Linked DNA regions of Homo sapiens: regions 1 and 3 are each linked to region 2. A link is an interaction called in ENCODE POLR2A ChIA-PET data of the cell type or tissue named here. Cell type or tissue: GM12878. All regions are shown on one strand. Region 1 overlaps PSMA6 (proteasome 20S subunit alpha 6). Region 2 has its middle 11 kb from the start of FAM177A1. Region 3 overlaps SRP54-AS1 (SRP54 antisense RNA 1).

Region 1 (2,500 bases), 260 kb before region 2:
TAGATTGAACCACACGAAACTGCCATTTTTACAGGTTAAAAATTAGTCAAAGACCAGCAGTTTCATGGTTGAACCCAACAACAAACCATTAGGTTAGGAAGTAAATTGCTTCCTTGCTCAAACAAAATGGTATCAACAGTTATTTTGTATGTAGAAATGTCATTTCCATAGTAATATCTTATTTGCTTTGTTTCCTTCCCTACCATTTTCCCCAACACTTCCTCAATTTCTCTGGGATTCATTTGTATACTAGAAAAATACAGTGGCTAAACATAAAAGGCACGGTGGCAAAATGTTCAGGACAGGCACACGATGCAAGACAATGGCTCACACTGTACACAGCTCAGGCTGTGAGAACAACAGCAGAGATATATATTCCCTTTATGTCACTCATCAGGTGTTGCAAAGCATTTACAGGTGATTCTGAGGTCCTACCAATTATTAGAAATGTAACTCAAGACTTTTTCCACCCATAATTTTGTTTAGAATGCTGTAGAGTTTCGGGATGTAAATATGATTTTCTCCCATATAAACGTGGGCTTGAAAAATAAAAATGAATTGAGAGATACATATTCTATGAGTTATTAAAAAACAGGCCTCACGGTGGCTCACGCCTGTAATCCCAGCACTTTGGGAGGCCGAGGCAGGCGGATCACGAGGTCAGGAGACTGAGACCATCCTGGCTAACACGGTGAAACCCCGTCTCTACTAAAAATATAAAAAATTAGCTGGGCTCGGAGGCAGGCGCCTACAGTCCCAGCTACTCAGGAGGCTGAGGCAGGAGAACGGCGTGAACCCAGGAGGCGGAGTTTGCAGTGAGCAGAGATTGCAACACTGCACTCCAGCCTGGGTGACAGAGCGAGACTCAATCCCCCCCAAAAAAATAAAAATAAAAATAAAACGGGATGTTCTACTGGGACAAAGAAAGTATATTCATATTCAATTTCAATGCTGTGTGGCAAAAAAAAAAAAAAAAAAAAAAAAAAACTTTGTTAAGATTTTTTTGAAGCTACTTATTTGCTTTTCCCTAAACTTGTAGGCTACATAATTGAGATGTGTGGTTCACTATAAAGTGCCTCCTAACCTTTTACTCTTTAGAACAGTGATTCCTCAAGGGGGTGGGGTCATTAGAAATCTTGGCACTGGGGGAGGGGGAAAGAGAGGGGGAATATGAGGTTTGAAAATACAGCAGTATTTGATCCCATCACTTTTTCTGTGTAGTTATATATGTATTTATGTAGATATGCACATGTATGTATGTGTATGCATGCACACACATGCATTGAATTTCAAATCAGATTCAAAGAGGGCATGAGAAGCCTGGGTTGAGAAATACTGCTTTGAAATAAGAATATTTTTTAAATTGCAAAAGAGGCAAATGGTAAGTACTTCTCAGTCATTTGTGAAATTTCTGACTCCATTTACATCAGCCATTTGTTTCTTCTTGACAGTATCCCCTACAGAAAATACTAATTGAAGGCGGGGCATGGTGGCTCACGCTTGTAATCCCAGAACTTTGGGAGGCCGAGGTGGGCAGATCATGAGGTCAGGAGTTCAAGACCAACCTGGCCAACATAGTGAAACCCTGTTTCTACAAAAAATACAAAAACTAGCCGGGCATGGTGGCAGGCGCCTGTAATCCCAGCTACTCGGGAGGCTGAGGCAGGAGAATCACTTGAACCCAGAAGGCAGAGGTTGCAGTGAGCTGAGATCACGCCATTGCACTCTAGCCTGGGCGACCAAGTGAGACTGTCTCAAAAACAAACAAACAAACAAACAAACAAACACCCAGAAAACATTGAGTGCTTACTATATATACCGGGCAATGTTTTAAATGCTTTACATTTATTAACTAATTAAATCCTTAAAGCCCTATAAGGTAGGTGGTTATTATCTTTATTTTACAGATAAAAAGTTCTTAGAGTTGGTATGCAGTAAGGACTTGAACTCAGGAATTCTGGCTTCAATACACAATGACACTTCTACATTTTATTTTCAGTATGTCTCCACCAGTCCATTTCTTTCTAGTTCCCTATCAGCACGCTCCCTTCTTTGTAGCAACCAGGCAGTGCTCACATACACCTGTCAAGCAAATCCAAATGACCACTCCTCTTCTCCTTTGCCAGACCTATCCAGCAAAGGATCAGCAAACAGAAGAGAAGGGCCTACAAGTAGCCAGGCTGAATTTGGCCAACTAGGGCCTCAGTCCCATTCCCCCTACAATGCACCTCCTCCCTCTAGTAACTTGGGCAATTCCTGAAAATAGATTACAAAGCTAGGTGTTCTACAATTTTTAACAAATGAATACATGCACACACATACAACCTGCATATGTACATTAAGAGAAATATTTCAGGCCGAGCGCAATGGCTCATGCCTGTAATCCCAGCACTTTGGGAGGCCGAGGTGGGTGGATCACCTGAAGTCAGGAGTTCAAGACCAGCCAGACCAACATGGTGAAACCCCATCTCTATTAAAACTGCAAAATTAGCCAGGAGTG
Region 2 (2,500 bases):
TTGGAACTTCCTAGAGATTTGTTAAATGGCTTTGACCAAAATGCTGATAATGACATAGACAATGAAATCCAGGCTGAGGTGGTCTCAGATGGAGATGAGGAATTTGTTGGGAACTGGAGTAAAGGTGACTCTTGCTATCTTTTAGCAGAAAGACTGGCAGCATTTTGCCTCTGCCCTGGAGATTTGTGGAACTTTGAACTTGAGGGAGATGATTTAGGGTATCTGGCAGAAGAAATTTCTTTTTTTTTGTGATGGAGTCTCGCTCTGTTACCCAAGTTGGAGTGCAGTGGCATGATCTCAGCTCACTGCAACCTCCACCTCCCGGGTTCAAGCAATTCTCCTGCCTCAGCCTCCCAAATAGCTGGGACTACAGGCGCATGCCACCATGCCCAGCTAATTTTTGTATTTTTAGTAGAGATGGGGTTTCACCATGTTGGCCAGGATGGTCTCGATCTCTTGACCTTGTGATCTGCCAGCCTCAGCCTCCCAAAGTGCTGGGATTACAGGCATGAGCCACTGCACCCAGCCTCTGGAGGAAGAAATTTCTAAGCAGCAAACCATTCAAGAGGTGACTTGGGTGCTGTTAATAGTATTCCATTTTAAAAGGGAAACAGAACAAAAGTTCAGAAAATTTGCAGCCTATGTGATAGAAAAGAAAAACCCATTTTCTGAGGAGAAATTCAAGCTGGCTGCAGAAATTTGCGTAAGTAATGAGGAGCTGCCAGGTGCGGTGGCTCATGCCTGTAATCCCAGATGAGACTTTGGACTGTGGACTTTTGAGTTAATGCTGAAATGAGTTAAGACTGTGGGGGACTGTTGGGAAGGCATGATTGGGTTTGAAATGTGAGGACATGATATTTGGGAGGGACCAGGGGCAGAATGATATGGTTTGGCCGTGGACCTGGTGGTACATAAATGAATCATGGAGGCGGTTTCCCCCATACTGTTCTCATAGTAGTGAATGAGTCTCATGAGAACTGATGGTTTTTTAAGGGGAAACCCCTTTTGTTTGGTTCTCATTCTCTCTTGCCGCCTGTACCCCCACTGTATCTAGGCAGGCAGATCACCTGAGGTTGGGAGTTTGAGACCAGCCTGACCAACATGAAGAAACTCCATCTCTACTAAAAATACAAAATTAGCCAGGTGTGGTGGCATGTGCCTGGAATCCCAGCTACTCAGGAGGCTGAGGTAGGAGAATCACTTGAACCCAGGAGACAGAGGTTGCGGTGAGCCGAGATTGTGCCATTGCACTCCAGCCTGGGCAACAAGGGCGAAACTCTTGTCTTAAAAAAAAAAAAGGAGCCAAATGTTAATCACCAAGACAGTGGGGAAAATGTTTCCAGGGCATGTCAGAGACCTTTGCAGCAGCCCCTCCTATAACAGGCCCAGAGGCCTAGGAGGAAAAAATGGTTTTGTGGGCTGGGCTCAGGGCCCCCTGCTGTGTGCAGCCTTGGGACCTGGTGCCCTGTGTCCCAGCCACTGTAGCCATGGCTAAAGGGTGCCAAGGTACAGCTCAGGCCACGGCTTCAGAGGATGCAAGTACCAAGCCTTGGCAGCTTCCACGTGATGTTGAGCCTGTGAGCGCACACAAGTCAAGAACTGAGGTTTGGGAACCTGCACCTAGATTTCAGAGGATATATGAAAACGCTTGGATGTCCAGGCAGGAGATTGCTGCAGGAGCAGGGCCCTCACAGAGAACCTCTGCTAGGGCAGTGCAGAAGGGAAATGTGGAGTTGGAGGCCCCCCAGAGTCCCTACTGGGGCACTACTTAGTGGAGCTGTGAGAAAAGGGCCACCATCCTCCAGACGCCAGAATGGTAGATCCACCAACTGCTTGCACTGTGCACCTGGAAAAGCCACAGACAACACCAGCCTGTGAAAGCAGCCGGGAGGGGGGCTGTTCCCTGCAAGGCCACAGGGGCACAGCTGCCCAAGGCTGTGGGAGCCCACCTCTTACATCAGTGTGACATGGATGTGTGACAAAGGAGGCAAAGATCACTTTGGAGCCTTGAGATTTGACTGCCCCACTGGATTTCAGACTTGCATGGGGCCTGTAGCCCCTTTGTTTTGGCCGATTTCTCCCATTTGCAATGGCTGTATTTACCCAATGCCTGTACCCCCACTGTATCTAGGAAGTAACTAATTTGCTTTTGATTTTACAGGCTCAGAGGTGGAAGGGACTTGCCTTGTCTCAGATGAGACTTTGGACTGTGGACTTTTGAGTTAATGCTGAAATGAGTTAAGACTGTGGGGGACTGTTGGGAAGGCATGACTGGTTTTGAAATGTGAGGACATGATATTTGGGAGGGACCAGGGGCAGAATGATATGGTTTGGCTGTGGACCTGGTGGTATATAAATGAATCATGGAGGCGGTTTCCCCCATACCGTTCTCATAGTAGTGAATGAGTCTCATGAGCACTGATAGTTTTTTAAGGGGAAACCCCTTTTGCTTGGTTCTCATTCTCTCTTGCCGCCATGTAAGATGTGCCTTTTGCCTTCC
Region 3 (2,500 bases), 74 kb after region 2:
GCAACCCGATAAAAACTTTTTGGCCAGGTGCAATGCCTCATGCCTATAATTCCAGCACCTTAGCAGGCCAAGGTGGGAGGATTGCTTGAGGCCAGGAGTTCAATACCAGCCTGAGAAACTATCTCTCCCCCACAAAAAAAAAAAAAAAAAAAAAAATTAGCCAAGTATGGTGGCACACACCAGTAAGTCCCGGCTACCTGGGAGGCTGAGGCAGGACTCCTTTAGCCCAGCAGTTTGAGGCTTCATTGAGCTACAGTCATGCCACTGCAGCCCAGCCTGGATAACAGCTAGACTTTGTCTTTTAAAAAAATAAAAACTCTGAGGCTGGCCTGGTGGCTTACACCTGTAATTCCAGCACTTTGGGAGACCAAGGCGGGCAGATCACCTGATGTCAGGAGTTTGAGACCAGCCTGGCCAATGTGGCAAAACCCCGTCTCTACTAAAAATACAAAAATTAGTCAGGTGTGGTGGCGCCTGCCCTGTAATCCCAGCTACTTGGGAGACAGAAGCAGGAGAATTGCTTGAACCCGAGGAGCGGAGGTTGCAGTGAGCTGAGATCATGCCACTGCACTCCAGCCTGAGCAACACAGCAAGACTCTGTCTCAAATAAATAAATAGATAAAACTTTTTTTATACCTTTTTTTTTTTTTTTTGAGACAGGGTCCCTCCCTGGGCTCAGACGATCCTCCCACCTTAGCCTCCCAAGTAGCTGGGACTACGGGTGTGCTCCACCAACCTGGCTAATTTTTGTGTTTTTTTTGGTAGAAACAGGGTTTCACCACATTGCCCAGGATGGTCTTGAAATCCTGAGCTCAAGCGATCTGCCCACCTTAGCCTCCCAAAGTGCTAGGATTACAGGCCTCAGTCACTGCACCTGGTTTTTTGGTTTTTTTGTTTTGTTTTTTTTTTTTTGAGACGGAGTCTCACTCTGTCGCCCAGGCTGGAGTGCAGTGGTGTGATCTCAGCTCACTGCAAGCTCTGCCTCCTGGGTTCACACCATTCTTCTGCCTCAGCCTCCCGAGCAGGTGGGACTACAAGTACCCACCACCATGCCTGGCTAATTTTTTGTATTTTTAGTAGAGACGGGTTTCACCATATTAGCCAGGATGGTCTCAATCTCCTGACCTCGTAATCCGCCCGCCTCGGCCTCCCAAAGTGCTGGGATTACAGGTGTGAGCCACCGCGCCCAGCCACACCTGGTATTTTTATACCACCTTATGACTTTTAGAAACCTTAACAGTTTCCTTCCTTAAAGCTATAAACAAATGGATTTGAGGTATCTTAAAATTAACAGAAAGGGATTCTAGGATTGTTTTTTATTGTATCTGTTGAAATCCAACTAGCCTCCAAGGTTCAATTTTTCCTTTTTCATTTGTTTTTGTTGTTGTTTCTTTCTTTCTTTTTTTTTTTTTTTTTTTTTTTTGAGACAGAGTCTTGCTCTGTCACCCAGGCTGGAGTGCGGTGGCATGATCTCAGCTTACTCCAACCTCCTCTTCCCAGGTTCAAGCAATTCTCCTGCCTCAGCCTCCCAAGTAGCTGGTATTACAGGCACATGCCACCAAGCCTGGCTAAGTTTTGTATTTTTCGTAGTGACTGGGTTTCACCATGTTGGCCAGGCTGGCCTCAAACTCCTGACCTCAAATGATCCACCCACCTTGGCCTCCCAAAGTGTTGGGATTACGGGCGTGAGCCACTGCGCCCGGCCTGTTTCATCTTTTGTACAGGGCTTTTCTCTGAATCCTTGGTTTTCTGCTCATGCTTAAGAATGAGTAACAAAAAAGCTGATTGAAGTTCTGAGTGGGGATTGTTAACTGTGGACTTCACTATTGAGTGATCTTGCTGGGTAGTTCATTAGTTGGGAAATATCTAGTGAAATATCTTAAGATCTTTCCTTTTGGGCTGATCTGATTGCCTAGAAAAAACCTTTTCAATCTTCTAGCTGAATAACAAGCTGCATACTGGGAACAGAGTGGTAGAGCAAAAGGGTTGAAGAGGCAGGGTTCTCAGCATTCTGCATGCATGTTTCCTTAATTCCTCAGTTTTCAGTACGTTACCCTTTCTTTCAGCGAGGCCTGGAATCCCCTGGTTGTCTGGTTCAACCATTTCCAGAGAATAAACCTCTATTCATTTGCTGGAGTAGGAGAAAGGGAAATAGGGATCTGACTGCGTCTTAATCTGACTTTCAGCCACATTCCCTTATTTTTAGCATTTCCCCCTACTTCACCTGGTACCACCAATTATTAGCCTTTTGGAGATTCTGTAGCATAAGTCAGATTTGAGTCTTAGCTCTCAATACTTCTATCTTTGAAATCAATTTTCTCTGGTCTCCTAAATTCCTTATCACTTCTCCTTTTGTTCTAACAACAAATTTTTATATCTGTTATTTCCTTTCCCATTCTACCCATCCTTGAAGGTTTACACCTTCTTTTAAAAACCCCTATTCTGTCATTATAATGGGGTTTCAGTAATGTACATACATGTCTCTTATCCACTGTCTTTA

Evidence for each region. ChIA-PET counts read pairs that join two places held together with the same protein. Peaks named below come from ENCODE experiments on the same cell type or tissue, not always from the same donor. Only the 100,000 strongest peaks of a DNase experiment are listed, where the experiment ranks them.
Region 1: POLR2A ChIA-PET joins it to region 2 with 6 read pairs; 17 of 35 experiments call an interaction of 5 or more read pairs at or near these places.
Region 3: POLR2A ChIA-PET joins it to region 2 with 5 read pairs; 7 of 35 experiments call an interaction of 5 or more read pairs at or near these places.

What each region holds. Positions count from the first base shown.
Region 1 is chr14:35,295,607-35,298,106 of GRCh38, reverse strand. All of the region lies in intron 1 of PSMA6 (proteasome 20S subunit alpha 6), which reads right to left. The region is part of intron 9 of PRORP-PSMA6 (PRORP-PSMA6 readthrough); the gene reads right to left. Among named protein-coding and RNA genes, the nearest start is that of PSMA6, 4.5 kb to the right of the region's middle. In GM12878, no CTCF peak of the experiment used is centred here; no DNase peak of the experiment used is centred here; H3K4me3 peaks cover 2,008 bases.
Region 2 is chr14:35,033,601-35,036,100 of GRCh38, reverse strand. No RefSeq gene overlaps it. Among named protein-coding and RNA genes, the nearest start is that of FAM177A1, 11 kb to the left of the region's middle. In GM12878, no CTCF peak of the experiment used is centred here; a DNase peak (open chromatin) is centred at 963.
Region 3 is chr14:34,959,787-34,962,286 of GRCh38, reverse strand. The region is part of intron 2 of SRP54-AS1 (SRP54 antisense RNA 1); the gene reads left to right. Among named protein-coding and RNA genes, the nearest start is that of SRP54-AS1, 22 kb to the left of the region's middle. In GM12878, no CTCF peak of the experiment used is centred here; no DNase peak of the experiment used is centred here.